Regions from separate parts of the Homo sapiens genome. Here region 2 is linked to region 1. Evidence: chromatin loops called from intact Hi-C (ENCODE). Cell type or tissue: mammary epithelial cell. All regions are shown on one strand. Links, peaks and the distances in the headings refer to the core of each region. The heading gives the core; the rest is flanking DNA.

The links. A loop is a pair of places that touch in the nucleus more often than their neighbours do. Peaks named below come from ENCODE experiments on the same cell type or tissue, not always from the same donor. Only the 100,000 strongest peaks of a DNase experiment are listed, where the experiment ranks them.
Region 2: it touches region 1 in a loop (4-fold over the local background); 5 of 110 quality-filtered maps call a loop at or near these places.

The regions. Positions count from the first base shown.
Region 1 is chr2:62,935,227-62,944,919 of GRCh38, reverse strand. EHBP1 (EH domain binding protein 1) reads right to left here. Exons shown (of 23, transcript NM_001142616.3): 11 at 2,024-2,202; 12 at 1,070-1,118. It also overlaps the pseudogene RPS20P9. Among named protein-coding and RNA genes, the nearest start is that of EHBP1-AS1, 110 kb to the left of the region's middle. In mammary epithelial cell, for the core only: no CTCF peak of the experiment used is centred there; a DNase peak (open chromatin) is centred at 4,969.
Region 2 is chr2:63,184,616-63,194,308 of GRCh38, reverse strand. All of the region lies in intron 14 of WDPCP (WD repeat containing planar cell polarity effector), which reads left to right. Among named protein-coding and RNA genes, the nearest start is that of OTX1, 140 kb to the right of the region's middle. RefSeq lists an enhancer at 8,228-8,729. In mammary epithelial cell, for the core only: a CTCF peak has its summit at 5,183 (motif pointing right); no DNase peak of the experiment used is centred there.

The DNA of each region.
Region 1 (9,693 bases), core at 1,962-6,961:
CTGTTCTAAGACAATAATAAATTTCATTAATTTTTCAGTTGAAGAATTCAATTCAGTAGAAAAAAGCATTCAGTGCCTACTGTGTGCTGAGTTAGGTGCTTCCCTCTTTGCACACAGAATGCACATACTGTGTGCTGGGGTAAACAGATAAGTCAGCCTGTGGCCACAGTTAGCTGGCCCAGGGCTCCAGCAACTCAGCCTTACACAGATGCCCTGAAAGCTGAAAGGATCGATATCCCCTTGCCCCATACCAGTTGGGAAGTTCTGATCTCAATATATTGATTAATTATGTGGGAAAATATAGTCATGTGTTGCTTAACAATGGGGATATATGCTGAGAAATGCATTGTCAGGAGATTTTGTTGTTGTGCAAACATCACAGTGGGTACTTACACAAACCTAGATGGTACAGCCTACTACATACCTAGGCTATACCTAAGCTACAAAGCTGCACAGCATATTCCTATACTGAATAGTGTAGGTAATTGTAACACAATGGTATTTGTGTATCTAAACATAGAAAAGGTACAGTAAAAATGAGGTATTATAATCTTACGGTACATCACCATCTATGTGGTCTGTTTTTGACCAAAATGTTGTTTTGCAGCGCAATAACTGTATACGGTTTACCAGAAAATGAAAAGAACCAAGGTTTATATATTTTTGCCTCTCAGAACCTAAGTATTCTCTCTTGCTTACCATTAGGCTCTCGTTCTCATCCCCAACCAGCATATTTTCTAAACTTACATAACAACTATGGCACAACAGTTTTGGGTGCATTTTTAAAAAGCTAAATCTTAGAAAAAAAGCACTATGCTTTAACAAATATTCAACAGTTAAAAAGATAATATGCATATTATAATATGATGCCAACCTGGCACTTGTGGTCTTTAAAAGTCCATGATAAACCAGAGTAAACCATGTATCCTAATGAACCGCAGTAAGCAGACAACCCTCTGTGAGTTGTAGTTATGACCTCATAAAACTGCCTCACTTTCTCCAAATTAATAAAGACCTGCAGAGAAGCCAAAATTGAAACTACGTATTTTTCTTGCTCATCAATTCTTACCTTTTTGTTGTTCTCTTTAATATCTTGAGGATTCAGAGACTTGTAGTCACTGAGGGAGAAAATAGCACAGTGGGTACATATAGTATTTGATAAAAACAGCTGTTTTTAAAACAAACTGAATCTAAAAATTTGACATTCAATAATACTAAAGAGTAACCAGCAATTTCACAGCAATTCAATCAACAAAACTAATAGTGTGGAAAATTAAAGAAATAAATAAATAAATGAATAAAAACAGTGATTACACGTTTCGCTGCCTGAAGCTTTCCATCTAAAAGAGAGGTTAAGGCAGGGGACCAAAGACTAGCCTTGACAACCAAATTTAGTATGAGGTAATCCCTTGTTGTCAATGTAAAGAATTACAGGCTTATTTGTCTCATCTCATTTTAACACTAACACAATTTTCATAATAATTTGAAGTCAGTTCTTTGAGATTAAGGAGAAAAACCATTTTTTTTTTTTTTTTTTTTTTTTGAGACGGAGTTTCGCTCTTGTTGCCCAGGCTGGAGTGCAATGGCACGATCTTGGCTCATCGCAACCTCTGCCTCCTGGGTTCAAGCGATTCTCCTACCTCAGCCTCCCAAGTAGCTGGGATTTCAGGCATGCGCCACCACACCTGGCTAATTTTGTATTTTTAGTAGAGACGGTGTTTCTCCATGTTGGTCAGGCTGGTCTCAAACTCCTGACCTCAGGTGATCCACCCGCCTTGGCCTCCCAAAGTGCTGAGATTATAGGCGTGAGCCGCCACGCCCAGCCACCACTTTTAAAAAGAGAAAAGATTGTTTTTAGGTATGAAAAAGGAAAAGCTTTCTGACATATATCTCTCAAAAGCAAGAGGTGGGGTAATAAAACAAATATAAATTATTTCAGGATGTGCTAAGAAATTATTTTATGTTCTTTTCAAAAATGTCTATCACTTACAAAATATAGGGAATGGAAAATGTTTCTACTTACATTAAATCTGGTCTAAAGTGGTGTAATATTGCACAAAAAGATAAACCATTTCTCCACGATGTAGTAAAATTGGTGATTTTTACTCCTCGGTAGTTCTTTGTAACTTCTTTACACCATACAAGCAAAGACTGACTAGCATTTGGCTTTCGCCCCAAAACAGGACTTGGTATAGGGCTTGGCTAGAAAAAAATGAAAAGGGGAAAACATTAAAAGAATTTAATGGAAGATGAAAATTAACATTAATTGACCTAATCAGATCATTTGAACCCTTTGATGTCAGTTTAGATCCTTCACAACTGTCAATTCACGACAACTGTAACCTCCAAGAGGGAGACATAAATCTTAAATTATCTTCAGTTTTAGCCCTTGGCATTTGCCTGACAAGGATGCAGATATGCAAGATTTTAAACTTATACATAAGAACAGGCCAAGAGCTTTGCTGATGGAAACATCACGTTAAAGTTTTGAAATACTTAAGGCTAAATACCTATGTAATTCTCACACCCTCAAAATTTCCCCCAAATGCAATCATGTACAAATACGGTTTCTTTTTGACTAGGTTAAAAATAATGTATTTCGAGGTCCAAATGTAACACAAATTTTTAACAGTGGAAAGATTAAAATTATCATTAGTTTTAAAAATACAGTAATCATATATGCATTTTAAGTAAATAGCACAATGATAACCATATTCAAACATGCTTCTTATATAAATTTAATGATGGCAAAACAGTTTTAGAGTTATTAGCAACAGTCAGGTGTTGGTAGCAACAGCACACAACAGTATGTATTTTGGATATGCTCAAAATACTTTCTAATTATCATTGAGAGCTACTTTTGAATACCAGGTGAGTTAGTAGTGTGTGTGTTTTAAATGGTAAGTATATACTTTTACCCTTGTTCATATACTTAAAACATCAATAATAATAACAAACCTAAGATTATATATTAACAATTTTATTCTAAAGTTTTATTATTATTAAAACCATATCATTTTCTTTTACTGAATAACAACTGCAATTTGTGATGGTAACTTTAGAGGCTAGTACAATTGAAAACTACAAAGAAAACTGCTAAATGTTTCCGGACTTTAAATCTTGCTACTAATTAAAAGTGCTAGCTATTATAAGAAACCTTACATATTAAATACAGGCCCTCTAAAGTAAAATGAAAAGAGAACAAGTATTTACTCCTAATACCATTTAAGTTTAAAAAGCAAAGCATTCTTACTACACTGCTTACCTAAGAAAGATCAATGATGCCCCCACTTGACAAAAGCATGTTAGTACCAAACAATTAAAATCATCAACCCCACATAATTATGATTTATGCATTCACTGCTTTTGTGAGAATACTACTAAGAAACACCACTAAAATAACTTCTCATTTTTTATTAACAGTCGGATTAACAAAATATTATGTAAACAACCATAAATCTAGCAAAATACTGTTCTTTAAATGATCATCTCTACAAAGTCAATGCTGAAAAGCTCACAGGTCATAAAAATCAACGGTTTGGATCAATTCGACTTAATATAATGAAGTAGATAAAAAAGGAATCCCAATATACTACATTTACTTTAGAAAAAATAATAGCTAACTAGCAATCTAGTGTAAAAATGAACTATTAAATATCTTTTCATGTAATGATCCACTGTGACCTTCAAATCCCTCTAGGCATTTAACCTGGAAGTAAAGTGAAGAGTGGTTTATGGATGAGTTAGGGGAGCACTGAACTAGGTAGGCATAAACATTTTTTTCTTAGACTTTCTATCATTTAAATAATTGTCTTTATTAAAATGTTTTTCTATATCAAATTATATTATTAAGGTATTGATTCAGTCCAAGCATGGGTAATACATACATGGGCCAGATAATCTGTAACTATCATTACATCGATTCAATTATCAGTAGCATGTCCATAGGTAATGTATAAATGACATTAGCACTATATTATGATCTAGATGGCTTTCTGTATGTAAGAACTAAAGAAAACATATTACATCATTATGATTATGACTGTACCTCTGTTTCTAAGAAGGCTCAATATGAAAAGGCTAGAAGAACTAAACCAAAATTTAAATTGGTTCTAATATAAAAGCCTTGTATTAAGGGATGCTTACTGTACTTCCAACAAAAAGAAGTCACATGCAATTGAAGAAACTTTGATGAAATTACAAGCCCTATAAATGGTCACGGTGGTTTACAAAGAAAGAAAATCATAGAGCCGTTGTTAAATGAAATCATCTACTCCAGAACTGACCTTTTACCTAATATTTTACAGAAAGCCATAAAGGAATTAGCAATTAAATCATTTTGAAACCTTCAGTACATAATTGGATGAAACTGTTTGTTGTTACAGCTGGCTCTTGATTTTACAGATGTGGCAGGTTACTTGACTTGTTTGCATCTCAGTTTCCTCATCTGTAAAGTGCAGATTATAACGGTACATATCTCATAGGGTTGTAGTAACAAGATCTGCCTCACTCTCCCCATGTCCATTTCCTCTCTGATCTTAACCACTGCTCTCTCCCTTAAACACTTTGAACCATACTGACCTCTTAAAAAGAAAAAAACAACTGATAATCAATTTATTAAAATAGCTGACCTAAGCATCTGCAATGGTGACTTCAACCTCAACTCTTGGCTCAATACTGACCGAATAAATCTATTTAACAATCTCAGAAGGACTGTGCAAGTCAATAAACTGCTTGCGGATGCTCTTCTGGGAGTGATTCCATGTCTTAGAACCTTTACCACAGGCGTTTTTCTTGTAGTGATTCTCAAAGTCTTGGTAGGCATCCCAACTGGTCCTTTCACTTTGAGATTCTTTTCCTTTGTGCCTCTGATCAAGTCAGCACACACTTCTTCAGGGATTTTTATACTGCAGCTGGTTAGGGGAATTCTAATTCAGTGAATCACCACCTCTGGTTCCTCCAGTGCTTAAACCCATGGCTGTGATACAGTTTCCTAACCTACATGTTCCTTGGAGAGAGCCAACAGCCATGAGTCAGGAGTAGGAGCCAATGGACTGTGGTTCCATCATGCCTGAAACCATATCTTCCTCAAAATGGCATCATATTAATCTCTTTGTTGTTCCTTGGATATCGCAGACATGTTTCTACCTTGGGGCCTTTGCACATTTCCCTGGTACTCTCTCAGATTGCTCCATTTCCCTGGTACTCTCTCAGATTGCTCCATTTCCCTGGTACTCTCTCAGATTGCTCCATTTCCCTGGTACTCTCTCAGATATCTGCATGGTTAACTCCAATGCAATCTTCTCCATTAGGCCTATTCTCACCATCCTACTTAATAATGCAATTTGGCCGAGCGTGGCGGTTCACACCTGTAATCTCAACACTTTGGGAGGCTGAGGCGGGCAGATCATGAGGTCAGGAGTTCGAGACTGGCCTGGCCAGCATGGTGAAACCCCACCTGTACTAAAAATACAAAAAAATAGCTGGGCATGGTGATGCGTGCCTGTAGTCCCAGCTACTAGGGAGGCTGAGGCAGGAGAATTGCTTGAACCAGCAGGCAGAGGTTGCAGTGAGCTGAGATTGCACCACTGCACTCCAGCCTGGGCGACAGAGCGAGACTCCATCTCAAGAAGAAAAGGAAGAAAAAAAAGCAATCCATTTCCATCATCCAACCCCAATTCAGCACTCCTGAATCCACTTACCCTGCTCTACTTTTTCCACGGACTTATCATCTTCTTAGAGTCCATATACTTTATTTGTTATGCTTACTGGTTATTATCTGTCTGCTCTCACTAAATAAAATGTCCACAAGAGCAAGAATTTTAGTTTGTTTCATTTATTAACCTAAATCAAATGCCCAGAACAGTGCCTGGTACAGCATAGGCACTCAGTAAATACTGTTATATGAAAAAAATGCATGTAAAACACTTAGAACAATGTATGGCAAACAGTACCATTCAGTAAATATTAATTGCAATTATTATTACCACCACCAATGCATTATCAGCAGGAATTCCTATTTTTTGAGGCTCTTCTAGAAATTTCAAAGGCCATGAATTTCTTCAAGATCATAAAAAGTTTTTTCCTTTTCTTCTTCTTCTTCTTTTTTTTTTCCCCCACAAACAAAGCTTTCACTAGAGATAATCTTGACACCTAGATATTCTATGTGGAAAATATGGTACTTGTAATGCTTGGCAATGTATCTATTTCTATAAGGTGGGTGAAAAAAGAAGCTCTAACTGACTTTGTAATTTATTGCTTTCCAAAGGAAGAAAGACACAAAAATCTGTCCATAAAAGGTAAAACTACACTTGCAAATATAATGAATTTTAATGCATTATTTCTGTTTAACATAGCAGATTACATGTGAACGGTAATAAAGCTACCTAGTTATTCTTCCTAACAATGGTAATAGCTTTCTTTCAGAAAACCTAGTCAAATAACTTGCAAATTTTCTTAAATTTTAATAAGAAATGTCAGTTCTATTTTTTCTGCTCTATCCCTCTAACTATAGTTTCCTTCTCTTTTGCTGTCTGCCCTTCTTCCACGGATACAGCCACATATTCCTCTAGGCATTGCTCTAAATAGTTTTCCACCACACTTTGAGCTGATTCATTCCCAGGATTCCAACTATTACTTCCATGCAGATGATTCCCAAATATTTATAGTTCAAACTATCTCAAGTTGACATTTCCAGTTGGCTGTCCTTTCTATCATACAAAATTCAAACTCAATGTGTTCAAAACCATAATGGTGATCTTTCTTTACAACCTGCTCATTTTCATTGTGTTTGCAAATGATACAGCTATTGTCCCAACTGTTTAGATTTTTAATGTCAGAATCACCTTTGAATTCTTCCTTCATGTATCATCTCTTACTAGTTAATTTTGCAGGCAGTTTTGCTCATATTTTGTAAGGTTTTTGTAATCTATCTCCTTTCACCACTGCAAAATCTTCCTAATAGGTCTTTCTTCTTCCAAATCCCCCCTCGGTAACCAACCCATGTCATAGCATCGTTCTCCTTAAAGCACGGCTTAAAGTCTCTAATGGTTCTCAAGAACACACAAAATGATGTCAAAATACTTCGAAGTATTGAATCCCAAATCTTTTTCAATGTATTTACTCTCTAGTATTACTCACCATCCTTTAAAATCCCTATGCTTTCCTGCCTAAACCCCAGGTCTCCCACCTCCACCCAGTCTTGGATCATACACATCATCACCTCTACATGAAATATCTTCCGTCCCAAGCACAACTGCTGCAATTCCACTCTATCTTCAAATCTTCAAGATTTAGTTCAAATGTCATCTCTTACACGAAATCTCCTCGCAATTGCCATTCAGTAGGAAGCCCTTTTCAGTGTTCCTTTGACTCTTTGTGTCCTTCCTATGGCACTTAATAGATTTTCATTTTACTATAATATATTCAGTTCTTCTCTCTACAAAAAGGCTTATTAATTTTTCATTAATTCATAAACTATATACTGAGCACCTATTATGCCCCACAAAGTTAAGACCTTTACACAGATTAGCTAATTTAATCCTCACAACTCGTTTGAGATAGGTACTCTTACTTCCAATTTACAGTTGGAGAAAGTGAGGTTACTCAGGAAGCAGAGGAGTTCCTATACCAAGGAATTCCCACTCCAAAGCCTGTGCTTTTAAACAACATGCATTTCACATTTCAAGAAAATACTGCTGTAGCACTTCAGCAGAAGTTGTAAATTTTTCAATCCTAACAAACATCTCAGTCAACTTCTTATTGTCTTCAGAGGTTAGATCGCTGCCCTCTATATGTTTAATTAGTTGATTCAAAAAAGGCAATTAACCCAAACAATTTCAACTTCAAGAGTCTTTCTGTTAATAAACCTGTCCATTCTGTTGGATTTCAAATTACTGGCTAGAACTAGAACAAGAGCTAATTAAGTCCAGTGTAACGAGACATATACTAACATTGCTAAAGTTGTAGCACATTTTGGTCTCTCAACTACTAATTCTTGGAGACTTTCCCCAGTTATTGCAAATCATGGTTGAGGGAACTTTGAATATATCTAAGCATTTGGTGAACCCAAAAACTATCAACAGTGAGAATGAGAACACTTACATTTATATTGGTCTTATTATTTTTTTTTCAAAGTGTTTTCATTTAAATCACTTCACTTTATTCTCATGGTAAAACTGAAGTTAGGCCTTGTTATTCTACTGCTAGAAAGATTGTGCCATAATTAAATTTTTTTTTTAATCTTCTACAAAACATCAACCAACTTTCTCCAAGCCAAGACATGGAGAGACAGGAAAACTAGAGAGTAAGTGAAACTCTCTGCTGTTTTTATAATGGTAGTCTAGAAGAGTGAGTTGAGAGGTAGAGTTGCACTTTTGGTGGACTCCCAAATAGCAATATGAGCCTCATCCCCTCCCCTCAAAAGTAGAAACAGTAAAATAAAAAGGTAAAAGCAAAAATAATAATATAGTACCTAAGCATATAATAGAGAGGATCAGCAAAGCCAAAATTGCTTCTTTGAAAAGACTAAATTAAACCTGTAGTGTGACTGACCAAGAAAGAGAGAAGCAAATTCCTAGAAAAGTATAGCTTACTGCAACAGACACAAGAAGAAATAGAAAACCCAGAGAGTTCTATAACTGTTAAAGAAACTGACTTTGTAATTAAAAACCTTCTCACAAAGAATATTCCAGTTGGCTTCACTAATAAGTTCCACCAAACATTTATTCAAGGAAAAAAAATCTCCAATATTACACAAATTATAGAAAACTGGAAAAATGAGCTTATTCTCTAACTCATTTCATGGGCCTTTACACCAAAACTCAATAGGCAAAGGCAAAATTAAAGAAAATTCTCATGAATATAGAGGCAAAAGTTTTAATGAAAATATTAATTTATTAAAAAAGGATAACACGTCTTGAACAAATTAGACTTATCCCAAGAACACATATTTGGCTTAATGTTAGCATATCTATTGAGGTAACTTGACCAATTAACAGATTTGGGGGAAAGCTATATAATATAATCATCTAAACAGATGCAGAAGAGCACTTAATAAAATAATGTCCATTTATATTCTAAAAAATAGTCTTAGCAACCTGTAATACAGAATCTTCTTTCACTTGCTAAAAAGGCCCCAGCAAATATTGCAAGGGTGAAATATTTGAGATTGAGCATCTATCATCACTTTTATTCAACAATGTCCCAGCTGGTACATTAAGGTCAGAAAAAGACATCAAAATGTATTAAAAAAGAAACAAAATTGTAAAACGTTATTTACAAATAATATAATTGAGTATGTAGAACATCCACAAGAAGTTACAGTTTATTAGAATTAATAAGAGAATTTAGCAAGGTGTTGGATACAAAATCAATGTACAAAACCAACTGTATTCCTATAAACTAACAAAAACAGAAACTAAAAATTTGAAAACCATTCATAGTGGCATAAAAATGTCAAGTACTTGGCACAAATCCAAAAACAATATGCATGACTGCTATAAAAAACTATCAAGCTTTATTGCGAAAAAGTAAAGAAAATCTAAAGAGATGGATATATATATATATATATATATTTTTTTTTTTTTTTTTGAGATGGAGTCTCGCTCTGTCGCCCAGGCTGGAGTGCACTGGCACGATCTTGGCTAACTACAACCTCTGTCTCCCGGGTTCACCGGATTCTCCTGCCTCAGC
Region 2 (9,693 bases), core at 2,800-7,799, 250 kb before region 1:
CTTTCTTTTGATAAGCTGCTGACACTTATTGAACATCCTAACACTTCCTCCATCATCATCTTAGTCTCTTGCCTTCTTCTAGTTCTAAAAAAATGGAAAAATATTATTTTCTTTAAGAGCAGCATGGAAAATACTGTATTTGGAAGGACAACAAAGTGTGAACTAAGTGAACTTGAAGGTAGAAAAAATAATATCAAAACATTTTTAAAGGTTTGTAATAATTCCATAATTTATAGGGATATTTAAAAATGAAAGTATGTGGTTTTCTCAAGCTATTAGTATATCACAGATTTAGAAATCACTACCAGAAGGTTTTCTTTCTTTTCAATCTAATGGTCTTACCAGTAAGTAGAAGTCATTAAATAAATCAGCAAGCTCATGTTATCAAGGATCATGACCAGTATCATTCTTCCATTAACTCAAAATTTCGCAAAAAGCCACCTTCACGTACATATAAACTTTTTTCCTTATGAATAAACCTGGGTTGTAAAAGTTACATATGACTGCTCTATTTTGATAAAATTAATTTTACCCAACAATGCAAATTTTTAATGTTTACTTTTTTAAAAAAAATCACTTAGCTTATATATAAAATATCAAATTACTAGCCTAGGCAACATAGTTAGACCCCATATCTACAAAAGTAATTTAAAAATTAGCCAGGCATGGTGGTTCGTGCTTGTACTTCCAACTACCCAGGAGGCTGAGCTAGGGAGGATTGCTTAAACCTAGCAGTTAGAGGTTGCAGTGAGCTGTGATCATGCCACTGCACTCCAGCCTGGAAAACACAGCAAGGCCTTGTTTCTAAATAAATAAATAATGTCATATGAACAGATAAAGGCATAAAATGCAAATGTTCAGTTACTTTTAAACATTTTTGTTAACATATGTTGGTTTGCTCTCTTGATCTATTTTCCACAACTTCTAATTATTTATATAAGAAACTTGGCTGTAATTCTAGTAGAATATAAAATGCAACTGAGTTCAATAGAGATTCATTCATATGTAACTATCTTCTAAAGACAAAGCTTTTTTTGGAAAAAAATAAAAAACACCTAAAATGTAAAGCTTATTAAAGGATTATGTTTGGGGGTTCCGTAAATTGTTTCCAAGATCAGTATGGAAAATTCTTGTAAACAGTTCAGTTCTTACTCAGCCTGTGTCCTTTTAACTTAAAAGGCTTTGTAGTATAATTGCTGTGTAAATATCAGAATTTTCCATATATTGTGCAATGTACATAAAGAAGTCACCAAATGGCTTATCTTGTACTTATCAACTAGTTTATTTTTATGCCTCCAAAAAGCTGTATTTTTTTACAAGAGCAGCTGCTACTTTGTAAATATTTTAATGGTTTCTGTTAAGTAGAGCTGTCAGTTTAACAAACAATATTATAAAAGATTTTCATTCTTCCATGTGATTGAACATCTTGAAAAGTGTTTTACCTTGAAAATCCTTTGGAGATTTTAGACTGGAAAGGATATCTCCTTTGAAGGCACAAAGCCAACAAAAGAATAGATAGGTTTAAAAAATAATGTATAAGATCACCAGAGAAACAGTGCCATTTATTTCAGAAGACAAATGTATAACAGCAATAAGTTCTCTTAGCTCACTTCTCTTCTTTTGACTTCAGCAGTTTGTTGAAATGGAAGAGCACTGGCTTTGTGCCAGACATTTCAGGTATGAACCTTGATTCTTCTGCCACTTAATAGATATTGGTTTAGAGCAAGCCAATTAACCTCTTTGACCCTCAGTTTCTGTATCTGCAAATGGGGTAATGATACCTACCTTAAAGGGTCATTATGAGAATTAGAGATAATATATGCAAATGGGCTAACTGAATAAAGGTGGCAATTATTATTCTATCCTACCTACCTAGCAACCAGGAGTCTCCCAATCATTCTTTAGTCTTTGTCCTTTACATTTTTTTTCACCCAGCTTATCTCTTCTTTCTTTTTTGTCTACTTCATGGAATTGAAAGTAAGAAATATTTTAGAGATGATCTAATTTAGCACTTTTGTTGAACAAATGAGGAAATAGAAGCTCAGAGAGATTAAATGACTTGTCTAAGATCACAGATAGTTAAACACAGAGATCAGAACCCTGGTCTCCTGAGTTTTTCACTGTTTTCATTCTTGCTGTGAAATGGAATTTGATAAGGTAATTCTAGCCTGGATCTAAAGGAACATGTTAAGATAGGATAGCAAAAAAACAGTGAAAGAGACAAGAAAAGGAAAAAATTTAAAGGGGGGTAAGGAGAGCTTTTCCTTTTGTTCTGCATCAAGGCTGAGCAAATTTTTTAAAGGGCCAGATAGTAACTAGTTTAGGCTTCTCAAGTCATATGGCCTCTATCTCAACTACTCAACTCCGACACTATAGTACAAAAGCAGCCTTAGACAATATGTAAACAAACAAGCATGGCTATGCTCCAATAAAACTTTATTTGGACACTGAAATTTGAATTTCATATAATTTTCACATCTAAAAATATATCTTTCTTGTATTTTTTCAACCATTTGAAAATATAAAAACCATTCTTAGATTGTGGGCCATAAAAAAAACAGATGTAGGGCTGCATTTGGCCCATGTGATCTATAGTTTGATGCCTTTAGAAGTATAAGCCTGATAAGTAGAACAGATATTCAGCCTTGATGTCATAGAAATAATAGAGTTTAATGGGGACTGGGATGAAGTGGAGTGTGCCTGCCCCACTAAAGTGGGCAGTAGCCATTCTGATTAAGGAGACTGTGGCTCTTAGGAATTGGAGGCCAAATACTGCAAAATCTGAGTTTTCAAAAAGCCTGAACACTGGATTTTTATGCTAAATCCCTCCATTTTTTTATGAATTAGGGTAGCTTCCATTGCACAAAACAGAATGAAAGGTCACCTAAATGTCCCAATTTTTTCTTTTTTTTCTTTTGAGATGGAGTCTGGCTCTGTCACCCAGGCTGGAGTGCAGTGGTGCAATCTCAGCTCACTGCAAGCTCCGCCTCCCGGGTTCACGCCATTCTCCTGCCTCAGCCTCCCAAGTAGCTGGGACTACAGGGGCCCGCCACCACGCCTGGCTAATATTTGTAATTTTTAGTAGACACAGGGTTTCACCGTGTTATCCAGGACGGTCTCGATCTCCTGACCTTGTGATCCGCCTGCCTCAGCCTCCCAAAGTGCTGGGATTACAGGCGTGAGCCACCATGCCCAGCCCTAAATGTCCCAATTTTTAAGTGTTGGTAAATAATTCAAAATAGTTGTTAAATACTGTAGATCAAACATCTATAAACTGAATTTGGCACATGGACTCCCAGTCTAAAATCTGTGTTCTAGGAAGACAAAGCAAAATTCTAGGTAATTCATGCTTCCGAGCAATAATTCAAATTTACCCAATTCAGGATCTTTCAGACCAAACACTTAACCTTTCCATAAACTGAACACAAAGGTGATTATAAAGTAATAGGTCATTCAGGCTATAATCACTCCCTATCCCATCCTGTACCCCACCCCCACCAAAATTCTGCTTCTTTGTAGTTCATTAGTTTAAGACATTAAGCTTTGTTTAGTAGGTGGTACCAAAGTACTAGTCACATCTAGAACCTTTCCTGGAATTGAGTACACTCAGTATTATATTTCAAAAATATAATCACATATTATAGCTGTAATCTAAGACTATCAGATTTAAAATAGTTAATATAAATTTTTTTTCTAACTCTTGGTGTCCTTTCTAAAAGTTATAACCATATTAAGTTGCTGCCACTATGGATCTTACTTTCATTTTATATTGAGGAAAACACAATTTAAACATATTTACAAATATAAAGGACCCAAAATATGTCCTTTAGCATCTTCTAAAAACTTTTCTCCTCTACTTTTTTTTTTTTTTTTTTTGAGACAAGGTCTCACCCTGTCACCCAGGCTGGAGTGCAGTGGCATGATCACGGCTCACTGCAGCCCTCAACCTCCCCAGGTCAGGTGCTCCTCCCATTCAGCCTCCCAAGTAGCTGGGAGTACATGTGTCTGCCACCATGCTTGGCTAGTTTTTGTATTTCTTTTTTTTAAGAGATGGGGTTTTGCCATGTTGCCCAAGCTGGTCTTGAACTGCTTGGCTCAAGCAATCCGCCCGCCTCAGCCTCCCAAACTGCTGGGATTATGGGCGTGAGCCACAGCACCCGGCCTCTTCTCTACTTCTATGTTGTCACTATTTGTTTATTTTTTTCTGCCCCCTCTCCCCACCCTGTTATCACACTGTAAGCTCATTAAGGATGGGATTATGTCTGCTTCATCTTTATATCCCCCAATCAGTAAAGATATCTGCACAAAATAGACCTTCAATAAATGTTTGCTTTTAAGAATGAACAATGAAACCTAATTTTCACATTTGAAAATGAAACCATCTAAGAACTCCATTTACTGGTAGAGATACATTTTCATTTTATCTTACTGAATAGCAAAGAGTACAATTGATCCATGTAGTGATATTCTGGAAAATAAGTATGTTAATAGAAGGACCTACTACACTTTTCATCCTTAAAATAGTACTAGCATATCCAAGCAGAATGTATTACAGAAAGTTTTGGGAGGAGACAGTCCATATGCTATATGTATCTTCTAATGGAATATAAAAAGAAATTCAATAACAGTAAGGATTGGGAAAAGGACTCAAGGTGAGAATAAGTACAATGTTTTGTCTGTCAAGGAAAAAGCATTTAGTCCTCACCTGCTGCAGTTTTCAAATATATATATCTATGTAGATCTATATACACACTGTGGAAATAATATACATAAGTGACATTAGCAAGATGGCAGATTAGGAAGCTCCAGGCCCTCATTTTTCTATGGAGACAAATCACCTGTAACATATACATAAAAATAGCTTTGTGATAAATCTAGAAATTAGTTAATGGACTACAGGACTCAGGCAAGTGCAAAAACAAGAGAATGGATGGTGCCTGAGAGGGTAAGAGAGTTCATTGCATTTTGCTTGCCTGACACCTCCCTTGGAACAGAAGAAATAGAGTGAAACTTAAGTCCAGCATGCTAACTTGTTTGTGGGTTGCAGTGCTTTGCTCAGGGAACTGATGAGAATGACAGTTTGCATAGTTTGGGTACAAGATTAGAGGCCACTGAAAACAGAGGTTAATGCCTTAGCATGTTAGACAGGAGAGACTCTGCGGTTCTGCAGGCAGGCTCTAGGGGGAGCAAGAGATTAAGGGCAGAGGACTACAACAGAAACGGCTCCCGCGAAGACACAGGAAAGAAGACAGTCAGAAGCACCCAGATACACTAAAAGTAAACATACAACCCCAAAGAAAACGCATCCCCAGGAAAAATCTGAGAGGTCTTAGAACCTCTAGCCAGCCTGACTGGTCACAGTTTTCCCCTAAGTAAAAGTAGTTCATAAAGATTGAGAAAGGTGGCTGTTTCTTCAAATGCTCAAATCCCAACAAAAGACGACAAGGCATACAAAGAAACGGGACCATGGCCTGACCAAAGGAACAAAATTAAGCTCCAGAAATTTGCCTTAAAGAAATGCAGATCTGTAAGCTTCCTAAAAAAGAATTTATAATAACTCTCATAAAGATGATCAAGACCTACAAGAGAACACAGAACTGCACAGAAATCAGGAAGACAATGCATGAACAAAATAAGAATATCAACAAAGAGAAACTATTTTCAAAAAATTATAAAGCCAGGCATGATGGCTCAAGCCTCTGATCCTAGCACTTTGGGAGGCTGAGAAGGGAGGATTGCTTGAGCTCAGGAGTTCAAGACTAGCCTGGGCAACATAGCAAGACCCTGTCTCTTGAAAAAAAAACAAAAATAAACTGTGGACCTGAAAAATATAAGTGAACTAAATAATTCACTAGAGGGGTTCAATGGCAGACTTAAGCAAGCAGAAGAATCAGTGTTCTTGAAGTTAGCACATTTGGAATTATTGAGACTGAGGAGAAAAAAGAAAAAAAATGAAGATAAATTAACAGAACCTGAGCAGAATAATATATGTAGTATAGGAGTCTCAAAAGGAGGAAAGAAAGAGAAAGGGACAAAGAGCTTATTTGAACAAACAGTGGCTACAGACTTCCCAAGGCTGATAAAAGAAATGGACCTACAAACTCAAAACTCAATGAACTCCAACTATGATAAACCTGAAGAGACCCATACCAAGACACATTATAATCAAACTGTTATGAGTCAAAGGAAGAATCTTGAAACCAGCCAGAGAAAAACAACTCATCACGTACAAGTGAGCCAACTAAGGTTATCAGCAGATTTCTCAATAGAAACCTTGAAGGCTAAAAAGAAATGGGATGATTAAAGTGCTAAAAGAAAAAAAAATCAACTAAGAATACTGTATCCAGCAAAACTGTCCTTCAGAAATGAAGAAGAAATGAAGACCTTTCCAGATAAACAAAAGCTGTTTAGTCAATGTTACTAGACAATAAATACTAAGGAGAGTTCCTCAAATTAAACAAAGGATGGTAGGCACCAACATAGTAATATGAAATTATAAAGTTCTCCACTAATGATAAACATTTAAATAAATATAGAATCCTATATTGTAATTCTAGTGCATAAATCCACTTTTAATTCTTGTATATACAAGTCTAAATGAGTAAATCACAGACACACACAATTATAAATCTATGTTAATTGGTACACAATATATATAACAGGTAATTTATGACAATAACATAAGGGGGGAAATGGCAGCTGTAAAGGAGAATTTGTGTATGCAATTGAAATTAAGTTATTAGCCTAAAATAGATTTGTTATAACTTTAAGATACTTTCTGCAATTGCAGTGGTAACCACAAAATATCCATACAATGCACACAAAAGGACAAAGAAGGGAGTCAAAGACAGACAGTAACAGAAGAATGAGGGTCCAAAAAGCCACAAGATATACAGGAAACAGGTAACAAAATGGCAACAGAAAATCCTTCCATATCGGTAATTACTTTAAAGTGAGGCAATTAAACCCCTCAGCCAAAAGACATATTGGCTAAATGGATAAAAAAAATAAAAATAGGATCCAGTGATATGCTGCATAGAAGCACTTTAGATCTAACACCACATAAAGGCTGAACTTGAAGGATGAAAAAAGATATGCTATGCAGACAATAACCAAAAGACAGCAGGGATATCTATACTAATATGAGGCAGAATAGACTTTAAGTCAAAAACTGTCACAAGAGACTAAGAAGGATACTATATAATGATTAAAGGGTCAATTCACCAGGATGATATAGTAATTATAAATATTTATGCACTAAATATCAGAGCTCTTAAATATGTGAAGCAAACATTGACAGAATTGAAGGGATAAATACATATCAACACAGTAATAGTAGGAGATTTCAATAGCCCACTTTCAATAATGGATAGGACCACCAGATATAAGATAAGATCAATAAAGAAATAAAGGACTTCTCTTTTTTTTCCCCCAAGGCGGCAGATCAGAGACTCTTTTAGCATGCTTCACCTATTTGGAAGCAAAAAAAAAAAAAAACACACACACACACAAAACAGTGCACAGTCATATAGTGCTCTTTTATTCAAGAAGGAGCACAGAAATTCAAATCCTGGAAAATAAAAGGTGAGAAGGCACCCTGAGTAGCAGCATCTGGCTGAGAACTGTGAGTGAAGTCCCCGATATGGTAGAGGAGCAAATTGTGTACCTCTGTGATCTACCTTTCCTCTGAGAAACCATGCCACCCAGGCCATGGGAAACTACCTCGGCCCTTCTAAGCCCTGGGGCTAACATGGCGAGAGGCCAGGAGACTGAGAAAGAAAAATGCTGGGAAATGCTCCAGTATTTTTCTCAGACCTGGGATCTAACAGGAGGATGCTCTTCTCAATCTTGGCTCACAACAAACTGGGCAGGATTCAGTAACCTGGCAACAGTAGCCATGGGCATTAGAGATTCTTGGGCTGGAGAATGGAGTGCTGGGACTGGAGGTGGGGAAGGGCCCCCACATCCAGAACTGAGTGGTGGTTGTGGAGTGCATTCAAGCCATGGGTTCTGAAATTGGGCTTTCCCCCTTTGTGGAACCAGAGAGGGAGGAGATTTGCTAGAGAGCCATGGTTTTCCCCAAGTGGCAAGATTTGTGGACAGGGATGGCACTGTGATCTAAAGCCAGTCTGCACTGACTTTCCTGAGTGCCCCAGCTCATGCCAGGGTGGGATTCAACTCCATTGGTTCTAAGGAGTGAGAGGGAGGCAGATTCCCACACCAGCTCACCTGGTCTAGGAGCTTTGGCTGCCCTGGTCTTCACATGTGAGGAACCTGGTGCAGCAGCAGTGTTTCTACCCTTTACTGGGCATATCTCCAGGCATTTGGTGACTGCTCCCTAAACTCTCCTCAGAGATAGTGGTTGCATTCACTGTTTGGGAGGTGGGGGGGCCGGGAGGTGGGAGCAGCGAAAGTGCAGGGTTGCCTGGTCCAGCTCTGCCCAGCTTCACACACTCTCTCAGGCTGAGGATAAAACCCAAACCACTGAGCATTCCATAATCCAGCCCATTGCCTGGGACACTGGAGAGTTTCTCTTGGTAAACAAAGATCAAGCATGAATTTTACTACTACCACCACAGCCAGCTCTTACTTACAAGTGCCACTGACTGGCCTGGAGGTCAACCTGCACAATACAGGACAAAATCTGGTAACACAAGCCCATAGCACTTATGAATGAGATGAGCTCCTTGTGACCTATAACCCTGGCTTCACAGGAGGTCATGCGCCTGCTCACCTGCCTGGTATACCGCTACTACAAACAGCATTTGAAAAAGCCACCACATGATGGTAATTTACAACCAAGGAATTCATACATAGTCTTTGCCACTGAATGCACCCGGAAGCAAAGCCAAACAGCCCTGCACAACATATATTACAGTCACATCCTCAAGGATTTGGGGGTGGGGGAGAGGGGGGGAAGTCCTGTCCAAACCCAAGTAAATTCAATAATAAGAAGTGACTATTTCTCCAAATGAGAAAAAATCTGCATAATACTGGAAGCATGAAAAGTCAAGTCAGGGAGTTATGACACCCCTCAAAGGATTACACTAACTCTCTAGCAATGGATGCTGACCAAAAGGAAATTTCTGAAATGCCAGATAAAGAATTCAAAATATTGATTTTATAGAAGCTCAATCAGATCCAAAAGAAATCCAAAAACCAATAGAAAGAAATCAGAAAATTAATTCTGGATATGAATGAGAAATTTATCACGGAGAACTTCACCAGTTTTTTCTTATCTAAAAATGAACAAACATAACTTTTGGAAATGAAAAATTCACTGAAGGAATTACAAAATATGGCTGAAAGGGTCAATAACTGACTAGATAAAGCAGAAGACAAAATCTCAAAATTTGAAGAAAATCCTTTGAATTAATCTAGTTAGACAAAGAAAAAAGAATAAAATAGAATGAATATTTTGAGAAGCATGGGATTATATAAAGAATCTAAACTTACGAATCATTGGTGTTCCTGAGGGGGAAGAAAAAACAAAGTTTTGAAAATCATTTAAGGAAATAATAGATGAAAATTTCCCTAATTTTATAAGAGATTTAGACATGCAAATACAAGAGGCCAAATGAATACTAGGAGAACACACTGCCAGGTGGATTTCACCACAACGTATAGTCATTAAATTGTCTAAAATTAATATAAAGGAAGAAATCCTAAAATCAGCAAGAGAAAATCATCTAG